2 separate regions of the Homo sapiens genome follow, and region 2 is linked to region 1. Evidence: chromatin loops called from intact Hi-C (ENCODE). Cell type or tissue: dorsolateral prefrontal cortex. All regions are shown on one strand. Each heading gives the region's core, and the rest is flanking DNA. Links, peaks and the distances in the headings are about the cores only.

The links. Peaks named below come from ENCODE experiments on the same cell type or tissue, not always from the same donor. Only the 100,000 strongest peaks of a DNase experiment are listed, where the experiment ranks them.
Region 2: a loop joins it to region 1, with 17 times the contacts of the local background. A loop is called at or near these places in 68 of 110 quality-filtered maps.

Annotation. Positions count from the first base shown.
Region 1 is chr3:192,798,311-192,806,654 of GRCh38, forward strand. It overlaps MB21D2 (Mab-21 domain containing 2), which reads right to left. Exons shown (of 2, transcript NM_178496.4): 2 at 1-1,340. The coding sequence ends at 76. Among named protein-coding and RNA genes, the nearest start is that of FGF12, 75 kb to the left of the region's middle. In dorsolateral prefrontal cortex, for the core only: CTCF peaks have their summits at 4,852 (motif pointing left) and 5,053; no DNase peak of the experiment used is centred there; H3K4me3 peaks cover 327 bases; H3K27ac peaks cover 527 bases.
Region 2 is chr3:192,464,054-192,472,397 of GRCh38, forward strand. All of the region lies in intron 2 of FGF12 (fibroblast growth factor 12), which reads right to left. Among named protein-coding and RNA genes, the nearest start is that of FGF12-AS2, 47 kb to the right of the region's middle. RefSeq lists a silencer at 3,247-3,541. In dorsolateral prefrontal cortex, for the core only: CTCF peaks have their summits at 3,379 (motif pointing right) and 3,584; a DNase peak (open chromatin) is centred at 3,408.

The sequences.
Region 1 (8,344 bases), core at 186-8,185:
AGAAAGATAGCATCACAAACCACACGACACATTATCAGAGTTTAAGAATCAGGAAAAAAAAAAGTCAGCTAACACTCAGAAAAATTTGTCATCAATTCTGAAATGGGGCCTTGTGACATCGTCAGGATTGATAAAGACAGAGATTGACTTTCCCGGGTTCTCAGTCACTAGCTGCTGCAGTTTTTTTGCCAAACGGTCATCAGGCTGGTTGGGGTCCCCTCCGTCAGACTGTGGAGAGGGGATGCTGGTGGTGCTACCTCGCCTCTGGAGCTCCAGTGTCAGCCGGTTGGCTGCCTTGACATGCTCAATGGCGGTGCGCAAGTGCTCTGCCGGGTCTGAGCGCACAGAGGACAGCTTCCGGGCGTGAAGCATGACTGTCTCCTCAGACAGATGTTCCAGCATGTTGCACTGAGGGATGAAATAATTGGGGCACATCTTGTTGACCAGACAGTGTTGCAGGTCATCGATGAGGCCCAGCAAAAAGTGGGCTGCATAGTCTTCTTGAGCCAAGTAGTTGGCAGGAAGTCTGTCGCAGGCCCAGAGCATCATGCTCCGCAGGTGATAGGGGCTAATAGCCTTGGGCCGGGACAGCAGTTTAATGATGATGGCTTTGCAGGCCTGATAGGCCTGCATGAGGCTGCTGGAGATGCACTTCTTCAACTGCACCTCGCTCCTGGCAAAGGACAGCCGCCATTCATTGTCCTTCTTACCCTTGTAGGAGCAAGCAGGCACCAAGTAAAACCCACTGATGACCTCTTCCTCAGTAATCTTCCCATCCCAAAAGTGGTTCTCCATGAGCCAGCTCTGGGCCACTGCAGGCCAACCTTTGAAAGATACCACAGGGACAATATCATACAACATGCGACTACTCCCTACACCCAGAATGATGGAGATGATGGTCCCATTTTTTTCCACCTTTTCTACCTTTGGCATCCCTCGCTGGGGTTTCTTCTGTATTTCTGATAGGACAATGCTGATAGAGTCATAGAACCAGTCAGCCACTTTGGTAGGTGAGAAGAAGTAGTTGGTGGCACCATTGATGTGATCTACAATGGTGCAGCAGTCTTTCCATTTACTGATTGTCCCCTCATCAAAGAGCCGAAGGCTCAGCCAAGAGTGGCACAAGGCTGAGTGGCGCATGTCGAGTGTCACAGGCTGATTACGGTCATGCAGCTTGAGGGCTGGCACCAAGAGGGTAAAGTCCATATCATAGTCAGTACCCCGGGCATAGACATTAAGCTCATCTAAGTCCAGGTCCACCACGCCTTCCCGGACACCTCCAGAGAGCAACAGGTATTCATTAGCCACTGGAAGCTTTTGGTCCAGCTTTTGCACCATTCCTGGAAATAAAGAAGAAAAAAACAACACTATTACAGGAAACACAGACATAAGAGTCTTATGCATGAAACAGAATGCTCTGATGTTCCAAGAACCAAAACTCATTATCAGTACTAAATCAAATCTCAGGCTGCTGCAGAGACCTGGCCAACAGTACTTTCTCACTAGTGCTAGAATCCACCCTTTTCCAAATGCAAGAATTATGATAGATTTTTCTCTCTCAGTGTGAAAAGCAGTATCGTTTTCAATAATAAAACAGGGCCCCTCTTCCCCCAGTCATCATCTCAGTTAATGGAATTGCCATCCACTCAGTTATGCAGACTGAAAACCTCAGTACATTTCAACTCTTTGCTGCCCTTCTACTGCCAAATCTTTTCCATGGAACCTCTGCCAGGGTTTCTCACTTCCTTCCCTGTTCTCCATCTCTCCTGCCATCATATGAAGTTCGGCCTTTTTTATCTATTGCCTAAGCGGTTTTCTTTCCCCAGGCTCTTTGCGCTTACACTCTTCTTTGTACCAGCGGTTCTCAGTGTGGGCTGGAGACACTTTCAGGGGTAATGAGTTCATAACTCTCTTTATAATAATACTAACACACTGTTTGACTTTTTTTTTAAGAGACAGGGTCTTGCTATGTTGCCCAGGCTGGTCTAAAATTCCTGGCCTCAAGCAATTCTCCTACCTCGGCTTCCCCCAAGTGCTGGGATTACAGGCATGAGCTACCACGCCCAGTCTTGTCTGACTTTTTTACTGTGTTGCCATTGTACTAATGGCACAGAAACAAGGGAGGATAATATTGCCAGTGCCTTAGCAGCAAAGACACTGATGCCAAACTGTACTAGCAGTCAGTAGGTTCTTTACCACTGACATGCATTAGCAATTTTTTTTTAAAAAACCCAGTTTTACTTAAGAAAATCCTTGATGGAGAAGAAAAATAAGTTATTTTATTGAATCTCAACCTCTGAGCCATTAGAAAGACTATCTTCCTAATAGTCTGTGTGATGAAATGGAAATAACCATAAAACCCGTCTTCCTCATACTGAAATAGGAAATCTGTCTTCAGGAAAAGCACTCACGTAACTGAGTTGTGAGCTGAACTAGCCTCTTTGTTCATGGAACGCCATTTTTACTTTAAAGAACAACAGAAAACTATGGCTATTTAGATTTGGGTATTTGGTAGACATTTTCTTCAGAAATGAACAAAATGAGCCTGGCTTCAAGGAAACTACTGACAATATTTATTGCCAATGATAAAGCTGAAATTTCTAAGGGAAAATTAAATTTAGAAAACTCCGCACCATGAGCGTGACATCTTCTCGAATTGTATACGTTTCTGATTAAATTGGCGATGATATTAACAAATGTGATTTTTTAAGAGATTGTGGGTCCTTTTGAGAACCATGTCTCATGTATTAAGCAGGTATAGAAGACTCCGTGCATGCAGTAGGAACATAATTCAAGCTATGACTAAATGATAAGGGAAAAAATGCATGAAATTAATAGGTAGATAGCATTAATAGATGGAATTAACATAAATTCTTAAAGGCTAGACTTAAATGACTGTTCCATAAACAACATATACATTTTCCCTCCTTCATTATATACTTGCTTACGCTTGATTCTCTGACAAACTACCAGCGTCATCCTGTGATTTATTTAACAGTGTTTCCCCAAAGATCAAGACCTACCACAAAGTATTATAATATTCCATTATTCATTATAATTCATAGTTTGCTCTTCATAGGACAATCCCAAATCAAATAAACCATATGCCTGTGTTTTCTTACTATTATTGTTATACTCTGAACGTTCGTGACTCCCACTCACATGTTGAAATCCCAACTTTCAATGTGATAGTATTAGGAGCTGGGGCCTGTGGTAGGTGATCAGGCGTGAGAGTGGAACCCTCATGAGTGGGATTGGTACCCTTATAAAAGAAACCTCAGAGCGCTTCTTTACCCCTTCTGCCATGTGAGGACACAGTGAGAAGACAGCCATCTATGAACCAGGAAGCTGTCCCTCACCAGACAATGAATCTGCAGGCACCTTGATCTTGGCTTTCTTGACATCCAGAATGGTGAGAAATAAATCCCTGCTGTTTATAAGCTACTCAGTTTAGGTACTTTGACATAACAGCCTGAATGAACTAAGACAATTATACTTTAAAATTTAACGCTCATTTATTAAAATATGCTCTTTAAAATCCTATTTTCCAAACCACATTAACCATGAAAAAGTCTTTTATTTAGTACAATTCTTTACACACAGAAATATGGCAAGTTATCATTTTCTTTTTAAAACCGTAAGTTAGCCAACATTATAGTGTCAACAATTCATCAGAAAGAACATCCAACAAACCTGACTTCTTGGCTGTTTCTCACACTATCTGCACTGTGATACGGCATCCAGGTCCCTCTTCAATAAAGGACTTCCAGCTGCTTAAATGCTAGCCCTTAAGGATTGTCTCAGCTGCAAAGGGCTGTCTTAGCCAGGTCAGGTCCTGTGGCTGGGATGGGGGTTGCAGGTGCACATCCAATAACTGATCGGTGTGGGAGTGTCCCAGCTCAGGATACTCTGAAGGGCCACTCAAACTCTGAGTTCCCAGTGGGGTTGGCTGTGGCGAATGATGCGCCTGCAGGGAAGCTCAGCTTCTCCTACTTGAACCTGCTTCCTTCCCCACTTCGACAGGTGTAGATCCCAAGGGTGCTGCTTCATAAACATCCTAACTCCATTTCAGAGGCTGCGTCCTGAGAAACCCAACATACTACACTAAATACTATCCAAGCAAAACAGAAGATACTACCTACTACCCAAACAAAAACCGTCTTCAGCATGGAAAATATGTTTTTCCTTTTTAAAGTGTTTTCTTTTTTAAAGCCAAACTTAATCCGGATTGAAAGTTCTTATAAATGCCAAGACAAAGATCCATTTCTCAAATGTCATTATGTTTTAATATTAACCTCATCTTTGCCATGTAAAGAAATACTACCATCCCACGTTTTGGTTATTGCTTTAAAGGATAAAATTGATTTCTCAGATTCCAGATTAGGTTGTGAAAATCATTTTCATTATTTTATGAACTCACATGTTGGAACAGTCAGTTTCAGTGAGATATATTTGATAATGAAATCGTTTACTCTTCATTATTTCAAACATCCTTTCATTCTACCATTCAGAATACCATAAATATACGTGAGAAGTACTGTGAAATGCTGTGTTGTGGTTAGTAAATAAGATCTGAATCTATTAAAGTGATATTGTTATTTGAGTACACACTGTTGTCTCCTCTTAGGCGTAACTAACTCAAAATCCTATATATGCTTTTGTCCTGGACAGAAGCAAACTGGCTTTGAGCCCACCAACTAAGACTCGTCTATATAATCAGGGTAACTTGTGCATTAACAACCTGGAGATAATTTGTCTACAAAAGTGCCACTGAATTTTGCCTTGGATTGTTACAATCTTGTTTGGAGAGTCTTGGGTAAGCCATAGCTAAAACTCCCTTCTGCCCTCTGCTGGATTTAAGAAGTTTTAACCTGTTTTCACTTGTCAATATACACACTAGAAAATTCCTGCCAATGATAAAAGGTTCTCTTTCCTCTCAATGATGCTTATGCATCTCGTTAAAATGTTGACCCTTTATTCAAAGGAGTCAACATCAAGTATTTGGCTAAATTCTAATATTCAGGAGATAGGGTAATTTTGAACACTTCTTATTCCTTTTAAAGTGAAGAAAGCCCTTTAGTAGCAGAAAGAGTATTGCAGACACACATTTACTAAGCCCCTATAAGAAACAAAGTCCCTAAGGCCACACTGTTCCAGAAGCTAATCCCTTCCTACATCCACATTTCCATTTAGCCTCCCTGAGCCCATTAGTCTGCAATTTTACAAACGATATGGTAACAGAACTCGAGCCTTCCCCAGCGTTATACAAGCCCAAATGTCTTCCTTGAAAACTTTCCTGGGCTAAGTTTAAGTGAAAATGAGCTGACATCAGCTATCATGGCAGATGGGTTGCCATGCAACCAAAACACAGGGCTGGAAGGGAAAAAGACAGAGGAGGGAAAATTTTCAACTGTACGCTTTGGCTGTAGGGATCAGTTCCAACAAGTGCCATCTCTGCAATGATCCGAGGTTTTCTGTGTAATTACTGGAGGATAAGATCTAGTGACTCTGGCTGTTTAGCTGTTAGATTATCCAAAGCTATGAGTGGGAACAGAAGGAAGATGCACATACACCACTGAGCTTGTTAGCAGCAAAACAAAAAAGGAAGGATAGAGGATAGCTATTCCCTTGGGTGGGTCTCTTCTTTTCATGGAGGCACTGGCATATGCTTGTTCTTAAGTAAAACTGCCACTCAACCTCTTTTCCTGTAATTCACTGTTTCTTGGTTTTGATATATTTCAGAGTTTTTACTTAAGAATATCTTAATAGTACCCTTTTATATAGATACTCAGGTCCTAAGTTTAAGGAATGTGTTTCACGTCATGCTTTCAGTTATTTACTGATTATCTTTAGAATATCAAGTGAAAAATGGAACTCTGTCCCTGACTTATGTTCTAGTGAATAAAACTATATCATATTCCACTAAATTGAAACTGCAAACCTTCATCATGCAAACATATAATGCCAGATTGCTAATACTAGAGCACAAAAACTAAGTATGATTTCTTGTTGTCTTTACAACCCCACCCCAGTAAGTCTGTGAAAACTCAGAGAGTTCAAGAAATACTAAGTAGGTAAGTCAAAATAGTACCTGTATAGACTTCTTTAAAACAGATACACACACACACACACACACACACACACACACACACTTACATATGTTGAAGGGAGAAAGGTTTATAAAAGAAGTAAAATTTTTATGTCTTATAATTAAAGTTACAAAATTAGATAAATTTTATCTTTTTATATACCTTTGACTATATGCCTGAATATCTCAGTAATAGTCATTGTTTCATATAAAAGAGTTTCCTTTTTTAGCTCCAACTCATGTAGCACATACCAGTAACAAACAGTGCCTTATTCCAGCAGTGGGTTTTAATGGCAGGAAGGGTACACGGTGTGATGATGTTGACAAAGTCCTTCTTTCATTCTGATGCATCCCCTAGGGTAAGTCTCCTTGGTTGACAATAAACAATATAAAACCTTCCTATAAAAATATTATGGTTTATGTTTCCAGGGTGGAAGTATTTTTGTCAAGCTTACCTGACATTCTGAGGAACGTCTGAGATGTGGGCATAGCCACCTTTTTCTAAGAAAGTCACTAATCCATGAAATTCTTAATGACCCCAGTTGGAAAAGATTTTAGGCCTTTCCTCGTTCATGCCCAGAAATCATCTATCTGAAGAAAAAACTGGTTCCAAGAGGAGAAATCACTCATGTGGGGTCATACGGCCTTAGTGACAGATTACCAGCATTGTTGCATTCCAACATTTGCGCAAAGACCAGAATAACACATATGTCCTGATCTCCCCATGACAATGCACAATGGCTTAAGAGGGAAGTAGCAGAGGTCTCAGGGCAATGTGCCAGTTTTTCATTTTTATTGGTCAAATCTTTAGTGGGACCTGGGACAACTGGCAGAACATGTCTGACCATCCACATTTATCATAAAGAAGAATGGGCCTGGTCTGCCTTGATAGAGCCATTAGTATTCCCAAATAGACTGTAAGACCCTGGAAATACAGAAGACAAAAACGGAGCTTTCCAGTTTTTCAATAATATTCTGAGTTATTAGTACTCACAATTAGGATAATATGTTTTATATGTCAAAGAGTCTGCTTTATTTTGCATAATTTGAGACAACTGCATATAATTTTATTTTTTTAGAAGACTGATTAATTCACGTATGGTAATGGTAATGCCCTATTGACCAGAATATATATATAGTAACAGGGCTGATTTAAAAGATGTCACTCCAAAGGAGTCTTTCTTAGTATTTCCCCATTTTGACACTGATATGTACGCAAGAACACTGGACTCAACATAGGCTTGGGCTTGGATCCTGGGCTTGTCATTTACTATTCAAGTGAGGCTAACAAATTACTTAACCTCTCTGAGTTTCCAATTCCTTATCTATTAAAAAACAAACAAATTGATGAAAAGTAAGTAAACGCATATAAAAACCCACCCTTACAGGATTGCTATGAAGTGTCTAAGCGCATCGTAGATATTTAGCTCATGTTCCCCATATGTTCTTCCCTTTTCCTACCACACATAAACTGGAAGAGCAAATAAACACAGATTCCACGGAGTTATTTTAAAGATTTAATTAAACAAGATAATCTATTTAAAGCCTCTAGCACATGCAAGGCACACAAAACATGTTAGATGAAGGGAAATGAATGAAGTATTCTCTCCCCTGGCTGTACCAAGACTGCTGCTAGTCAAGGCTGCTTCCTCTGAGTGAATGCCATCGTGTGGCACGACACACAGGGTGGCAGGCAGAGGGCAGGCTGGATTCTAGCTCTTTCTTGTCCTCTCACCCAGGTACCCCATGGAATGAACAACCTGTACATCCTAGTGGAGGGTCTTGACCTGAACTAAATTAGCACTTTCGACATCTACTGTCATTGTGGGCTGTGTTCATGGTGTATCTTTCTTCCTAAACAAGACAACAATACACAATCGTCCCTTGGTCCCAGGAGCTCCTACATATGCTGAAATGTGTCCATACTCAAGTCCCATAGCTGACCTTGTGGAATCCACTTACACAACAAGTTGGTCCTCTGTATAAGTGGGTTTCATATCCTGCAAATAGTATATTTTCAATCTGTATTTGATTGAAAAATAGCCACCTATAAGTGGACCTGTGCAGCTCAAACCTGTGTTGTTCAAGGGTCAACCGTGAAGCATCTGGCACAGTAACTCACGAAAAGGCGTCACAAATGAAAGATCCTATCTTAGGTGACATCTATAACCTCCTTGTGGTCAACATTCTTTTGCTGCATTGCTAGTACAGACTTTAGATTAGAAGGCACCCGCTTTTTATGTATACCATTTCTTT
Region 2 (8,344 bases), core at 217-8,216, 330 kb before region 1:
ACAATGCCTGGGTCCACCCTTAGAGATTCCAATTACACTGCTCAGGGTGGGGCCCAGGGATGAGTTTTGTTGTTGCTGCTGTTGCTGTTTTTAGTTTCAGTAGGTCTGGGGGGAACATGTGGTGTTTGGTTACATGGATAAGTTCTTTAGTGGTGATTTTGTGAGAATTTGGTGCACCCATCACCCAAGCGGTGTATACTGTACCCAGTGGGTAGTCTTGTATCCCTCACCCCCCTCCCACCCTTCCCCTTGAGCCTCCAAAGTCCGCTGTCTCATTCTTATGCCTTTACATCCGCATAGCTTAGTTCCCACTTCTAAGTGAGAACATAGGATGTTTGGTTTTCTATTCCGGAGTTACCTCACTTAGAATAGCGGTCTCCATCTCCATCCAAGTTGCTGTGAATGCCATTATTTCATTCCTTTTTAGGGCTGAGTAGTATTCCATGGTGTGTGTGTGTGTGTGTGTGTGTGTGTGTGTGTGTGTGTGTGTGTATGACATTTTCTTTATGCACTCATTGATTGATGGGCATTTGGGCTGGTTCCATATTTTTGCAATTGCTAATTGTAATGACATGCATGTGCAAGTCTCTTTTTCACATAATGACTTCTTTTCCTCTGAGTAGATACCTAGTAGCAGGATTGCTGGACCGAATGGCAGAAGTTTCCTTTGGGAGAAGGGGCTCTGCTTTACACAACTGGATTACAGCTTTTTCCTGTGGACTGGGGAAGGGTAGTGCAAGCCTGCCTGAATGTGTTAAAAACAGGTGTGGCAATAGAGACAGTAGGTGCAGACACACCTCTGAGAGGTCTGGCTGTTAAGAAGAAAAATGCCCTAGAGCTGAATGAGCAAAGCTAAAGCATCAAGTGGAGGAGAAGTTCCTATCTCATTGTGATCTGATTTTAATGAGAAAAGGCCCCCAAATATCCCGTGCTTTCTTATTACAGATCATGTATGTTTTAATTAATATAACACAGTACAACTTCAATTTAACATTATATAATGATATTTCTGTGGGTGTATAATAATGTAAATTCCTCACTGGCATCTAAATTGGGGCAGATTAAATCCCAATTATTTGTTAAAAACTTATAGAAGAATTTTTACCTTGCAGAACTTTTTCTTAAGTTAAATGCAAATTAGCTGGTTAATAAGGCAATATAAAACTTCTCTATGTTTGAGTCCACTGAAGACTTAACTTTTCAAAGAAATAGCCTGGCAACAGTGAAATATTTAAATTTCTTCCAAAAATCCCAAATTCCGAAACACCGTCTAAAAATATACAATCAGGTAAAAGTTGAGAATTAACATATGGATATAAGGTGAATACATGAATTTTTAAAACCATATTGATAAAAATAAACCCAAGACTTGCCCTACACTCAGAATCTGTAGAAATTATCTTGACTGTGCAGAAAAAAGTTAAGAAAGTGGAACTGAGGCTGCTGTCTCTAGAGTGTCTGTCTTGAAAGGTTGGCCCTGGGCTGGCGTCTGGAAACTTGGTCGATGGAGAGTTCCCTCCATTCTCTCTCTGATAAAGATGGTTTGCTGTGCACAGACTGTCTATACAAACAATGCGATTTATGCTGAATAGCTACTTTTCTTAAATTTTGATAGCTGCTAGGCAGAGGGTGCCTACGTGACTGTCGCCCTCCCCGACCCCCACTCCCAAGTCAGGTAATTTCCTTGCATGCTCTGTCTCTAATGAGCTTCCTGGGAAGAAACATTGTATACATGTTACTGCGTTTTTTTGCTGCTGAAGAAAAGAGCACCCTCAGTGCTCCCTCAGAGGAGACAGAAAACATCAGAAGCCTCCGCATGAATCTCTACAGTCTCTGAGTATCTTTTCCCCTATTGATCCTGTTATATTTCCTTTCCCTGCAATAAACTTCAGTGGATAGTGCAACTATGCTTATGCATTGCTTAATGACTGGAAGATGCATCATCAGGCGATCGCTACTGTGAGCATTGTGCGATCACCACGGAGCATACGTACACAAACCTAGATGGTGCAGCCTCCTACATACCTAGGCTATGTGGCATAGCCTACTGCTTCTAGGCTACCAACCTGTACGGCATGCTACTGCACTTAACACCACAGCTGATTGTAACAGCAGTAAGTATTAGTGTATCTAAACATATCTAAACACAGAAAACATACGGTAAAAATAAGGTATTATAACATTATAGGATTACCATCATACAGGCAAGTCTCTTGTTGACTGTAATGCTGTTATGTCATTCACATGACGATATCTACTAAATCCTGTGAGTATTTCCAGCAAATCACAGAATGTATGCGTGGTCTTCGAGATCCTCAGGAAAGCACTTAAACACACACACACGCACTCAGAGACAAAATTAAACATGTAATAAATTCACACATATGCAGTGGCTGGCACCGAGCACAACAGGTATATACCTCTCAAATGTATTTGCTGTTTGCATTTACCAAAGGGTCCCTCCTCAGCAGAAGACGAAAGGGGTTCCTGAGAGCTCTCCATATCATTAACAAATTTCTTTGTCTCATCTCAATTTACTCCATAATTATAAAAAAGTAATAAGCATACTTATTGTGCTTGCAGGTTACCACCAATTTTACCTTAATTTTCTTAGTTAATGTTGGCAAATTTCCTGTGAGGAAGCTATTCACTAGCATAGATGAGGAAATGGGGGACAAGAGAAAGAAGGTCAGGGGTCTGATCAAGGTTAAATTACTTCACACTCACAGGGTATGGAAGAGTTGAAATCAGACCCAGTTATTAAAATCCAGAGCCCCTGGCTTCTCCTCATTATAACTAGTTCCCTCAAATGTGGTTTGTAGACAGACATTTATACCAGCAAAGAAGTTGCATTAGCCCTCAGCGAAATGAGAAAAAAAAGTAATATAATATCGCCACATATTTTTAGCTATGTTCTGCCTTTTTTTAGGGTTAAAATATCCATTTTGTTGGAAGATGATACAAACAATAGATAATGGCTCTTCTTATTTATAATTTTTAGGTTTTTTCTTAATTGTTTGTAACATCTGCATAGAGTAAATTTAAAAGAAGACGAATCTAGAGAGGCCCTGTGCAAAAGGTTTTAGAATTTTTTCAGTTATTCAAATTTTGTAGTATTCGAATCTTTTTCCTATCATCATATATGTCGGAAAATTAATTTCAACTGCATGGGCCTGGGTTCTGCTCCTAATTCTCCCACTGATCAGTAAGTAGCACAAGGCAGTTCACTCTCCCTCTATGGGCATCAGTTTCCTTATTAACAAAGGGATCGGCTTAGGTGAATTCTGAGGGATCTCCCACCTCCTTAGAGGTCTATGATTCTGTAAATTCCTGAATCTGTTTACTCTTTTGTTAGTTTCCCAGCCTTACAGTACCTAGAATTGGCCAGATGATGGCAGCAGAGTTCTACTTTAGCCAGACTGTGCGCCGAACAGGTGAGCGGGACGCCTAGAGCACTGTGCTGAAGAGGAAAACGTGGAAGGTTATATGGAATTACCATAATTAAGAAAGAAATATTCACAGGTTGGCTGCCTCTGACATGCTATGTCAAGAAACACAGCTACACTTACAGAGAGGAAGGTCTCTGTTTGTCTTTTAAAAGAGGACTACATGATTGTGAATTCCTAGCAATAGAAGATTCAGGCCCGTTTTAAAGATAAAAATACTAGGCACATGAAGAACCACTGAATGCCCAATGCCTCCCTGCTAGGAAATGGCAGAGCTCAAACTTAAAGACAGGTCTTCTGACTCCCAGGTCAATGTCCTACACTTAACATGTAGCAAAGCTGTCTCAGAGAACACATTTGCTTTGACATCTAGAAGAGGCTCTAAAAGAAGTCTTCAGCGGCAGGCACCGAGCACAACAGGCCATATACATCTCAAATGTCTTTGCTATTTGCATTTACTAAAGTTCCCCTCCTCGGCAGAGGATGAAAGGGCGTGGACCTTGGACCAGGGTTCACCAAGGACACCAATTTCCATGGTACACTCCCGACAGTGGGGAAGTCCTGACACGGAAATTCAAACAGCCCCCTTTTGCATGAATACATAAGAGACATGGAGTTCTATGACTAAAGAGTGGGTTTCCTGTCTGATGGTTTCAATGACAATCTTTTTGGAAAAATTGAAAGATGAGTAGCATTCCTGTATATCCTTAATCTAGCTCCCCTTAATGTTAACAGTTCACACAATCACAGTACAATTATCCAAACCAGCAAATTAACACTGGTACCATAGTAACTAAACTATAGGCCTTATTCATAGTTTACCAGATTTCCCACTGATGTCCATTTGTTATTTCAGAATCCTATCCAGGATCCAAATTGCATTTGTTGTCATTTCTCCTTCATCTCTTCCAGTGTATCACATACAACACTTTCTCAATCTTGTCTTTCATAATCTTGACACTTCTGCAGTATACTGATGGGTTATTTTGTAGACTGTCTCACAATTTAGGGTTGTCTGCTGTTTTCACATGATTAGATGGAGGCTACGCATTTTTTTGAAAGGATGCCACAAAAATCATGCTGTGTCCTTCTTAGACATCATATCAAGGAGCTGATGTTAATATGTCTACTACTAGTGATGATTAACTTTGATCACTTGGTTAAGGTGACATCTTCCAGGTTTCTTCTCCAGAAAGTTACTGTCTTTTCACTTGTAGTTAATATATATCTTGAGGAGGAGACTCCGAGCCTCTACAAATATCTGTTCTTCTCAAAAACTTCCCCCTGATTTTAGCCTCCATCAGGCACATTATCTGCATTCATTATTAACGTGGGGTTTGCGGAACAGTGATTTTTCTATTTCCCTTTTTCCTTCTACATTTATTAATAGAAATTCTTCTGAAAAGAAGACTGATCCCTTCTCCCCCATTCATTCATTTATTTGATTATTTATTTATACCAGTATAGATTCACGGCTATTTCTTTTATCCCGTGGATTAAAATCTAATACTACCATTATGTTCATGCTCAAATTGTTCCAGATTTGGATATCGAGAGCCTTTAGGTAGGCTCCTGTGTTCTTTTGACAAGTCCTCATACCTGTTTAAGCACGTCCTCATTTTTTAGTATCACAAGATGCTCCAGGCTCATCTGACATTTTCCCTTCCCCAGCGCTGCAATCTAGCACTTCTCTAAGGTGTCCTGGCTCTTTTTATGAAAGAATGCAATTTAGAAATGAAACTTAGATCTGGTTGCTAAGTGTGTTCATTATAAACAGAGTGCCTCTGTTTCTACACCCTCTCAGCCAATAGATCTAGGAAATAAATGTACATTTGCTAACACCTGCATGTACACACCTGTATTTCTCTCTGTATGTCTATCTATTAAATACTATGAATTCCTACTAATACCTGTAAATCCAATCAAATACCAGAGGGCTCATGATAGCCTTCCTTCTTTACCTGTAACTTTTTCTCAAAAGATGAGAAACCTGGCTCCCAGAGGACAATCAATAGCAGAGCTTGTCCTCCACAATAACCTACTCAGCCAACACAAAAGTGTGTATGTTTACCAAACTAAGTAGAATTGTGTAAGATCTAAATTAGGCTAAGTGAAATTAAGTAGCTCTATGTTTTATGACCCAGAGAATCTGTTCTGTGCTATTTACCCAAGGTCTATAAAGGAATGTGTGTAATAACCGTCCCCACAATGTTTGTAGTTGTGGAAACTGAAGGCAACCTAGGTGTCCATCACTGGGGGATGGAAACATAAAAGGTAATGGATATAAAAAGTGGGCACTGTGCAATAAACTGAACCTGGATAGACTTCAAAAACAGTGTTGAATGAAGAGTCAGGAGATCAATAATAATACCACTTATGTAAATTTAAAACACACGCCTACATAAAAATTATCTGTTTTACAAAGCTATGTGTGTATATTTGGCACATATCAGATTCTGCATATCATGATGGGAAGGGGAATGGAACTGGATATAAAGGGAAAGAGTATGACAAAATAAGAGAAATGCATTTTCACTGAACCAAGATAATGATGTGTGATGCGCTGGAGAGTGTAACTAATTCCAATGTCCTCTCTGGAGGTAAAAATCAAAGTAGGCAATGTGTAAGAAGTCAATGAAATCATCAAAGGCCAATAATAAGATCAGTCTTTAACTTAAAAACAATTTTTTTACTCATATTAAATTTATTGTCATTCAAGGCCTCCAGAAGCTAAAGGGTAAGAGGTTTTTTTAAAAAATTCAGCACTGAAGATATTTTAATTCAAAACGACATGCGAGAACAATCTAAATGCATTACAATGCTTTGAAAATCCAACATTGGCTCTATTAAATATCTTGTTTTAGTAATGGAACTTTGTTGTTGTTGTTGTTGTTGTTGTAGTTGTTGAGACAGGTTCTCACTCTGTCTGCCTAGGCTGTAGTGCAATGGCACAATCTTGGCTCACCGCAACCTCTGCCTCCCAGGTTCAAGTGATTCTCCTGCCTCGGCCCCCCGAATATCTGGGATTAAAGTTGACCGCCACCACACCTAGCTAATTTTTGTATTTTTAGTAGAGATGGGGTTTCATCACGTTGGCCAGGCTGGTCTCGAACTCCTGACCTCAAGTGATCCTCCTGCCTCGGCCTCCTGAAGTGCTGGTATCACAGGCATGAGCCCCCACACCCGGCCTAGTAACGGAGTTTGATAACTGTCGTGAACATTCATCATTATCAGGGTACGTCAGTTATTCCTTGGGCTTTTTCTCCCACAAGGGAAAACTAATCTCTTCATTCTCCATGTTCATTTTACGCCAGTCACTGTAGCCCTTTCTCCATCTTCTGGACAAATGAAGCATGACCTCCTTGGGCTTGTGCTGCGGCTGACCCTTCTGTCTTCACTCTTCCTCCTCCACAGTTTCACACCTCCGGCTTCTCATCAAATGGCACTTCCCCAGACATCTTGCCTGACCACCTATTGAAATTACCTCTCCTCCACCCTTTATTATCCCCAGTGCAGTTTTATTTCATTGGTTGTTTCATTTAAAGTATTTTACTTTACATGATGACTTTCACTCTCTCCCCACTAGAATGTATGGCTCTTCAAGGCCTGTTCATTGTGATGTTACCAGTACTAGGAACGGTGCCTGGCAAGGATTAGATGCTCCATAAACATCATACTCGCTCAGGTTGCAGACATGTACTTCTTGGGAATGTTTTATTCAGATGCAGTTTTCAGCCCGGGAACAGAGCTTTCTCTGAGTCCCTATTTCTATTCTTAGCTTTAGGAGCCAAGCAGTGGTATAATTACTACATATGACACCAGAAAAAAATTACTTTTTAACATTTCTCTCCTATATGCAACAAAATTATTTGTAATCATAATACTAATAGAGAAATTTGCAAACAGTGAAAAAGTGTTTATTCAATTCTATATATAATGAAACCAGCAGTAAAATAAAAATAATGTAATGAGAAGAAATAAAACAATTACATTCATATACTTTTTAGAAAAGGGAAAAATTGTATACCATGGTTCATATTTTATTTCACTGATTTAAATGCTAGGCACAAAAGCTCTTCAAGTGGTCACAGAATTGAAGTAACTCAAATTACTTCTTCATCTTCACAAACTGTGTTATTATTGTTGATTTCAAATCTACTATTTAAATCCAGGAATTGATAGATATAAGCTGCTCTCAAAGTGAGCTGGGATATTCTGAGCCATGGCTAATTTATGCTCAAAATGAACATGTGTAGCTGAGTTTGCATGTATTGAGGACCGACTGTGGAACTGGGAAGTCTCTAAATTAGCTTTCATATAGATAGAATACAGTGTGTTCAAGGATACATGATTTTAAAATGTGAGAATTTCAAGCTTACATATTTATTCTAAAAACTCAACTGTAAGCAACTGCAACAGAAGATTTTTAAGGGGAAGAGTATGTTATCAAGTACCTGCACATGCTGATTAAAACAAAAAAAGCCTATAGATTGTATTTCACTTTATTAATTTTGTTTTTGTTGTTGTTTGTGTTTTGAGATGGAGTCTCGCTCTGTCACCAGACTGGAGTGCAGCGGTGTGATCTCGGCTCACTGCAACCTCTGCCTCTCGGGTTCAAGCAATTCTCCTGCCTCAGCCTCCTGAGTAGCTGGGACTACAGGCGCCTGCCACCACGCCCGGCTAATTTTATGCATTTTTAGTAGAGACGGGGTTTCACCATGTTGGCCAGGATGGTCTTGATCTCCTGACCTCGGGATCTGCCCGCCGCGGCCTCCCAAAGTACTGGGATTACAGGCATAAGCCACCGCACCCAGCCTAATATTTTTAAATCTGTAGACACCACACTCCCTTATTGTCCGTATTGGGTCAGGCCTCTCCGGTCATCCAGTCCAGCTACA